Linked DNA regions of Homo sapiens: all the other regions are linked to region 1. Evidence: chromatin contacts called from ENCODE Hi-C or POLR2A ChIA-PET data. All regions are on one chromosome and are shown on one strand. The core of a region is the stretch at or near the end of the contact, and the rest is flanking DNA. Distances in the headings are between cores, read along the strand shown.

Evidence for each region. Hi-C counts contacts between places; a loop is a spot of excess contacts on that map. ChIA-PET counts read pairs that join two places held with the same protein, here RNA polymerase II (POLR2A). Pooled maps may share reads with other maps.
Region 2: POLR2A ChIA-PET joins it to region 1 with 25 read pairs in activated T-cell. The contact joins the enhancer-like site here to the promoter of LINC02389 in region 1. POLR2A ChIA-PET finds 5 or more read pairs at or near these places in 2 of 52 experiments (activated T-cell and common myeloid progenitor, CD34-positive).
Region 3: a loop to region 1 is called in a pooled map, with 4 times the contacts of the local background. The contact joins the enhancer-like site here to the promoter of LINC02389 in region 1. A Hi-C loop is called at or near these places in 1 of 168 maps with a recorded cell type or tissue (GM12878), 1 of 37 single-sample maps with no recorded cell type and 4 of 50 pooled maps.

What each region holds. Positions count from the first base shown.
Region 1 is chr12:64,882,438-64,885,222 of GRCh38, forward strand. It overlaps LINC02389 (long intergenic non-protein coding RNA 2389), which reads left to right and starts at 1,337. Exons shown (of 3, transcript NR_033988.1): 1 at 1,337-1,428.
Region 2 is chr12:66,195,516-66,198,300 of GRCh38, forward strand. The region is part of intron 1 of IRAK3 (interleukin 1 receptor associated kinase 3); the gene reads left to right. Among named protein-coding and RNA genes, the nearest start is that of IRAK3, 7.7 kb to the left of the region's middle. Within about 2 kb of position 1,461, at least 4 of the 41 ENCODE cell types and tissues checked have a DNase peak (open chromatin) inside an H3K27ac peak, as active enhancers do.
Region 3 is chr12:66,046,132-66,048,916 of GRCh38, forward strand. No RefSeq gene overlaps it. Among named protein-coding and RNA genes, the nearest start is that of LINC02425, 16 kb to the left of the region's middle. Within about 2 kb of position 1,365, at least 2 of the 41 ENCODE cell types and tissues checked have a DNase peak (open chromatin) inside an H3K27ac peak, as active enhancers do; they include GM12878, where a contact is called at or near this core.

The DNA of each region.
Region 1 (2,785 bases), core at 87-2,586:
CTATCTGACACCAGAGCCTGAGCTTTTCCTTTGCTACACTGTCTTATAACTTTGCCCATAACTCCAAGTTCCCTGAAGGCCCCCCACTCCGCTAATGCCCTCATACTGCTGTGTATTCATAAATCCTTGCTTCGAGCACCCTCCTTGCTTCAGTCTGCCTGGCAGATACCTACCTATCCTTTTGGTCTCATCGCACACATTAATGAGGTAAAATCCAATCTATGCCACTATATGATTTGGGGCAAGTTACTTAACATCTGAGACCTTCAATTTCCACATCTGTACAATGAGAATAATTTCAATCTCATAGGGTTTGTTGTGGACAATTGCCGTCTTTGCTGCCCAGAATTTACTATGCTTTGGCAACATTGCCTTAATTTTGCTTGGGGAGCCAGCCCTCCTCCACCTCTGCCCATGTACTTCCGGTGACAGTGATGGCCCTGGAGGGAGCACAGGGCCTGAGCTCAGACACTCAGCACTCTTCCTCCTCCTCACCATGGTGTCTGACCCATGGATGAGCCACAGGAAAAGAAGCTCAATTCCTAGGCTCTTGTTTTGAACTCTCACGTAAGCAGACTCACTCATTTCTACTGGATTTGGTCCTAAGTTGCTAAAGTTTGGGGAAAATTGGGTTACATATAGCTTATGTGATTAACTCCATAAATGAATATGCAACAGAATTTAACCTGGAAGGAAAAAGCCCAGGAGTTGTTGCTGGCAGCTCTCTTGTAACCATGAGGGGAGAGCTTGTTGGAGAAGAGTTAACACTCAGCAAGCAGAGCTGAGAAACAGAGAGAAAGCAGGCTGCTTTCAGGGCCTGTGAGCTCTGGATCAGGCCACGCCCAAAGCCAATTTGTCTCAGCTTATTTACTATATCAGCTAACATTCCAATTTTGGGGTTTAGCCAGTTTGGTCAGATTTTCTACCACTCATGTTGAAAAACTCTTAACTGAAACAGAGGTGTTGTGAAGATTACAGATTATAAGGGCAAAATGGTGGCTGTATCAGTGAACAGTAGTCAGGATTATTTTTTACTTTCCAGTGACTCAAACCTCTCCTAAACTGCTCTCTCAGTTTTGGCTCCGTCTTCCCATGATAATAATAGGTGGTGTAGAGAGGTGACAGAGTCAAGGAACATGGTTCTTGTTTTCTGAAGATGGTTCTTTCCTCAAGCCCTTTGAGTCTTCTTTGGTCTTATATTCTCATCACAGAAGGAGAGGTGATTGTCTTTCCCCAGTTTTGTCTACCATTCCGGTTCCATCTGCATTCCCGGAGGAGTCCTGTTGAGGGCAGAGTGACTGTGAGCAAAACAAGAAGAGCTGTGTCACCAAGTTCCATAAAATCTGGGAGCCCAAGCAGCATATTTGTGGGATTTGTCTGACAGAACGCAATGGAAACAGAGCGTGGCATTCGCTCCATCTCCCCCAGGTGAGCGGCAGCTTTCTCACGGGGGGTCGGGGGCGGGGGGGGGGGGGGGCTCTAGGGCATCTCTAATGGCGTCTGCGGGGAAGCAGCAGGGCTGGGTGAGAAAGTGGGTCTCACGGGACCTGCAGTGTTCAGCAGAGCCGTGGGAGTGCCTGCTGGGAGCATACTTGTTTGGGAACACATGAGAGGCACCCCCTGAAGATTTCAAGAAAACCGGATAGCATTAGGAGATATACCTAATATAAATGACGAGTTAATGGGTGCAGCACACCAACATGGCACATGTATACATATGTAACAAACCTGCACGTTGTGCACATGTACCCTAGAACTTAAAGTATAATAAAAAAAAATATATATATATACATATAAAAAGAAAACCTTGCCCAGTTAAGGGGATGGGAGGACTTTATAGGCCCTGTTTCAAAATATGTCTGTGAGAACGGTGTTGAGTCATTGTTGCTGCAGGGACCCTATCTGGACCAAGAAGTTGCTAAGGTCTGGGGAAGGTTGAGCTACATATAACGTATGTGATGAACTCCACAAATGTCTATGCAACAGAATTTAACAGATGGTGAAAAGTGTAAAGATTTTTGTTGCATGTATAGCTATGGAGCAGAATTTCTAGTACATTTGTCAAGTGTGAAACAAATTACAGAATCATGATATTATTTAATAAAAAGTGGTTATATCACAATAATAAACATTACTAATGGCAATCCTAGGCATCATGTAGCTCAATGATTTTCAAAGGTTTTTAAGGAGCAGAACATTATAAAATTATTGTTTAGACTTGTACTTTAAGTAGATAATATTTGCACAAGGTGAAAATTTAACATGTACGAAAAAGCACATAGGAAAACTAGGTCTCCCTCCACCCCTTGTCCCCTATCCACTCAAAGCTTCTACCCACAGGAAACCGATGTTACTCCTTTCTTTTGTATCCTTTCAGAGATGTTTTATGCATATTCAAGCACATTCTCACACACACACTTTCGTAAGCAGTAACACAATAACCTTCTGAACTTTCCTTTTTCACTATGTACCATGGAGATTGTTCCAGAACAGTGCAAGTAGAGCCACCTCGTTCTTTTTTACTGCTGCATAGATTTCCATTTCAGGTCTGTGCACAATACATTTATTCTCTAATCTATTATTAGATTATTTGTTTGCTTCCAATTTCATATCTATGGAATATGCATATCCTTGTACATATGATGTAATATTGCTAATAAGGAAGTTAGCTAAAGAATAAATTCTAAGACATGGAATTACTTGTCAACAATGCACATTTAAAATTTTGATACATGTTGCCAAATTGCTCTCCACAGATGTTCCATAAGTTTCTGCTTCCATCAGC
Region 2 (2,785 bases), core at 211-2,710, 1.3 Mb after region 1:
TCTTGTTTGCTTGACTCCAACCACATTAGCCTCCTTGTTCCTTGAACACGCAAGGAACGTTCTTCCTGCCAGTAACCTGTAGGCTTGCTTCTTCACTTCCTTCATGTTTTTGTTTAACTATTACCTACTCTGACCACTCTTTTGTTTTGTTTTGTTTTTTTAAGACGGAGTTTCGCTTTTGTTGCACAGCCTGGAGTGCAATGGTGCAATCTTGGCTCTCTGCAACCTCTACCTCCCGGGTTCAAGAGATTCTCCTGCCTCAGCATCCCGAGTGGGATTACAGGCGCCTACCACAAAACCAGGCTAATTTTTTGTATTTTTAGTAGAGACGGGGTTTAACTATGTGGGCCAGGCTGGTCTCGAACTTCTGGCCTTAGGTGATCCACCCACCTCGGCCTCCCAAAGTGCTGGGATTACAGGTGTGAGCCACCACACCTGGCCATGGCCACTCTTTTAAAATTGACACCCCCCCCCACCACTCTCTTATGCCTCTTTTCCACTTTATTTTTCTCTATATCATTTATCACCTCTCACATACTTTATGTATGTAAGTATCTCTATGTATATATAAAATAAACTATATATATATGTAAACATATATATGTTTATTTGTTTATTCTTCATCTAGAAATAAGCTTCAAGGGAGCAGGGATATTTCCTTCCTTTGTTTCCTGCTGACTCTCTTAGCATCGAAAATTGTACTTGGCACAGAGCAGGCACTCAGTAAATATGTACATTCTGAATAAATTAATGAATCAACAAATGTCTATTAAAAACCTTGTTGGGTTGTCTATTAAAAACCTTGTTGGGCAGAATCTTTGATAAAGCACTGTAAATACAATGTCCTAGTCCCTGCTTGTAAGAATTTTCCAATTTAGTGTAGGCAACAGACCTATAAAAGTTTAACAAGGGAAGAATGTGTGGGGAAATAGTATTGATATTCACCTGGGAATGAAATTACATAGCTTCTGACTGAAACCTTGGTGTTGAGGGTGAATTATCTCCCAGAGGTAGTTAATGTTAGGTTCCTACCTGTGTCTAGGATTAAGAGAGCAGGACAGACAGAGGGGCACCTGAGAAGTCACACACAGCCCTCCGCAGTTATGAGTCCTACTCAGGCATGGGGTAAAACATACACATGAGCTTAAGTATGAATAAGAACTATTTCTTATAAAATATATTAACTAGTAAGTGTTAATGCTAACAGTCTGGTATGAAGAATAGATCTAACTTATAATTTTGACTTTTGTTTTACTCTTTTGGAATTAAAAATGTCTTTAACCTTAAAAGTTCTTTTAAAAAATTGTCTAATTTTTTGCATGCTTTGTAGAAAGAAAGAGACATCTTTCCTTTTTCCCTTACAGTGTCTAAAAACAAGCTTTGTGAGAATGGAGTCTTAATTTTGCAGGGGTTTTGGCATGTGGTTGTATGCAAATACAAAGATTCCAAATACGGATGTGTTGCATTATTTGAAAAAACCCCTTCAGAGACATATTTGCATATGGAGACGTGATTTCTGCAACTGAAAACAGTCAGTCCTGCACTCTCAAAACAGCCTTCAAGGACTTTTGAGCATCTGATTTCTGAACTTCTTAGGTTGACTTTTTGGCTTATGTGACTCCAATACGACTTTCAACAAAGATTTGTGTTCCAAAAAATGGTTTTAAACAATGCTTAACTAACAGCATGTTTTTCTTAATTTGTATTTTCAGTTTAGAATGCTTTTAACTTTATCAACATAATTAGTCATTGAGAACTTTTCTCTGTATTTTTATTTGATATGTACTGCGAGTAAACAAAGTCCTATATTCTGAAAGGGGACACGTAAGGGAGAGTTGAAGAAAATGATAAATATTGAAGAATGTAATTAACATGTTGAGAGTTTGCATTCCTGTTGTATCAGATTGGAGCTATTTTATAGAATTGGATCTAAATGAAGTATACATTTTATGGATGCTAAAAATACTCTTTAGCAATGTTTCTATTCAGAATGCATCATCATTAGAGAAAAGCTATTAAGGTTGCAGTGTGAATCACCAGTTGGAAAAAGAGAAAACATATTTCATTTCCAGTCCGGAAGCAATCCATGCATGCAGGCAGTATTCATTTTAACAGTCTGGATCAGTTTTTTACCATGAACTTCTGCTATTAGAAAAAATGCCTTTGTCTAATCTAGCTTTCCTTAGATGTGATGCAAACTCAGAACTATATGCCCCGGTCAATGTTAGAGACCCTAAAACCCCAGCTCATTTGGCATCTGTTCATTCATATTCCAGCTGAATCTCAGAAATGTGCTTAAGGGAAAGCATCTGATATTAGCAGTTTCTCAGCCAAGTCACAGGACGGGACATCCCAGAGTCATGGCCTGCTGCACTTTTAAAAGGGAAATTCAGGAATCAAAAAAAAAACAAACAGAGAATGGAATTTATGGAAAGTATGGAATGAAAAGCTGACATTCCCTGGGACTTGAAATGTTAACTCTGGATTTCCTTAATAGCTATAAACTGTGCCTTTCCTACTGTGGCAATTGTTGTGAGCTAGAACATGTTTATACCTTTTTATGTATAAATATTTTATCTGAGACTCCTGCTACTATTGCCACCCGATGCATCTTCCAAAAGGTAAAGCTTCCATCTTTGCATCACCTTCTCAGAAATCTGAATTGGTCCCATTGCTTTCAGAATGAAGTTAAGTTCATATGCTAACACTCAGGGCCTCTGTCTGTCAATCAGCAAAAATATATTGAACGTGTACTATGTGGCTAAGCATGTTTCTGCAGATACAA
Region 3 (2,785 bases), core at 115-2,614, 1.2 Mb after region 1:
TTTTTGACTTTCTCTGTCCTTTCAGCCCAGACCCCCAGAGGTGGAACCAGCAGGGGAAACTTGAAGAAATCGTGCCAGTTTCTTTTCTTCCCCACCCAGGGAGTCCTGTGTTCATATACTGTTGTGCTACATAACTAATACTTGAAGGAATAATAATGAGGCCATTGAGTGCCAATAATATGTTAGGCATTATACAAAATTCGTCATTCTACAAAACCTGTTTGCTTCCCAAGCCTACTCAGTCTCTGCTGAGTGGGTTTAAGATTACTGGCAATATATCCATTGCAAACCCTTTTAGCCAGGAGTGTCTGCTGCTTTGTCTTTAAGATTTTGTCTCTGCAAGAATATTGGACTCTTTGATTTCAGCGGCAAGGGTGTTTGGGTAGCAGCCAGAGTCTAACATTTTTTGTCCTTTAAAGCCTTCATGCATCTGTTGTTTGGCCATCACAACTGACTGCCTTGACTTGGTTGGAATTACAACTCAATTTACACCCTATATTTTCCCTTTATTTCTTCAGCATCATACAGGACTCAAGATTTAACAGCATTTCTTTGACTTTCTGGCCTCCTCTCGAGACTTTGATTTATTTCTACAAGCCATATAACAGTGTTCTTGGCAGCCAATAAGAACTCTTCAATTGGACACTCTAATCAGGCTCTTTTCCTTGGCAACAAGTTCTAGCCACCTCCTCTTCTTTGCTGAGAGAAAACTCAGAAAAAAAAAAAAAAAAAAAAAAGGTGCGCCAGTTTAGAAGGAAGCAAAAGCTATCTCAACAGGTGAAAGAAAGCCAACTCTCGTGAAAGTGGGAAGGGAAAACTCTGCCTCTATAGGTATTGTTTCTTTAGGAAGCCATAAGGCCAAAATAACTGGTTATAATCCAGAGTATTGAATGTTTTTCCTGATACTCACTTGTCACATGATTTAAGTCAAGCCTGTTTGCTTCTCGGGGACTCAGTTTTCCCATCTGTAGAATATTACTCTCTGGCATCTTCACCACAGAGTTTAAAGCATTGGCCATATGTTAACCTCTTTACTTTTCACAATCCTGTAAGAGTCAGGCACAGATACTTTGCTTCAGACCTGAAAGGAAAAAGAGAAGCAAAGAAATTGTGGGGTCTGCCTACAGTTGCAGTATAGCTGGGATAACAATTTACATTGTTTATCTTAATGCCAAATGCTATTGTTTTCCAGAAACTTCTCTGTCAGAAAAATGGAATTATTAACAGAGAAATATGGCACCTTGCTTGCAAGTCATTTGACTTGGCTGTTTAAATGAAGTTAGGGGATTTCAAAACCCAATCTAATAGAAAAACATTGGTCAGAGTTTGACATTATACAAATATTTCATACTTGGGGCCTACTGCCTTGAAACACTGACTAATCCTCACTGTTACCTTGTGAAATACATTATTAGTCATTATTAGTTCCATTTTACAGCTGGAGGAACCAAAGAAGAAAGTTCAAATGGCTTCTCTGGGGCCACAGAGGAAGTCAGTACTACACAAGAGAAATTCTTGTATTTTCTCTCTCTTTTGCTCACCCAGATAGAGAAAGCAGGTTTTCTGGAGAAGTTCTCACATCTGAAATCATTCATGAAACTAGAGGCAAATTCACATGGCATTAGTTTTTGAGAACAGTCACAGCTACAGCATTTCTAAAAATGTAAACATAACAGCAAATGTAAGATCCATATTGGAAAAACACCCTTGAGGTTGTGTTTCTCTAATTGTAGTCATTGGGCTTCCAGGAATTTGAGAGCACAGACCCCAAACCATTCACAGACCATGACACTTCTCTTACTCATGAATTAACTATATATTGGTATTCAATGAAAAGCTGATGTCTTTTTATGCGTACCCTAGCCAAAAATAATGCTAGGCTTCCTGATGATTCTCAAGATGTGTGGTGAAGTGTGTGTGTGTGTGTGTGTGTGTGTGTGTGTGTGTGTGATGTCAAGTAGACATTTACTGAACATTAACTGTGTATCAAGCACTGTGCCTACTTGTTGGAAAATAGAAGTAAAAATCTCCTTCCCCTAGAAGAATTTAGGATTTAGGTAAGAAAATAAAATACACATATCTACCAGGCTCTGGTAAAATCTAGAGTTCAAATATGTTATTTTTAATTTTGCTTAACCCCATATTTCTTTAACTTTTGGAATTCAGAATTTTTCTTCAAGAAGCACCTAATAATAATGCCACTATAATTAGTACTTTTCACTTTAAAATTAATTTTTTAATCTCTCCATCAGTATTCAGGTTTAGAATTTCCTAAAAGACCATGTACTTAAGCTTTCTTATAAAACAATTACATCATCAAGATGCAAATAAAGACTTCTTAATTTCCATCTATATTCAATTATTTTATGTTAAATTTGGGCTTCCCGTCTGCCAAGTTATATGCTGTATGGTGAACATATAAACAGGAAGCCAGCATTAGCCCTGCCCAGTAGTGTAGTGGAAGAATGACATGGAAACCTCTGATTGCAATACAATGAGACGAATGCTGGTTGACACACCTACAATATATGACCAGCGCCTGGAAACCAGCCATGCTAGCACATGGGGGTGCACGGAGGTGTACCGGGCGAAGGAAGGCTTTATGGAGGAAGTGATGTTTGAGCGGCTCTGAAAAAAACAGAAGGTCCCCAAGGTGAGAAGAGGATGAGGACTTTTCCAGGCAAAAGGAGAGGCAAAATGGCGTGATTTGGGAGTCTCCTGGGGATCTACCCGTCAAGAGAAAACCTCCTGAGAAGGTCTATAAGTGGAGCAGCGTCTACAGGGC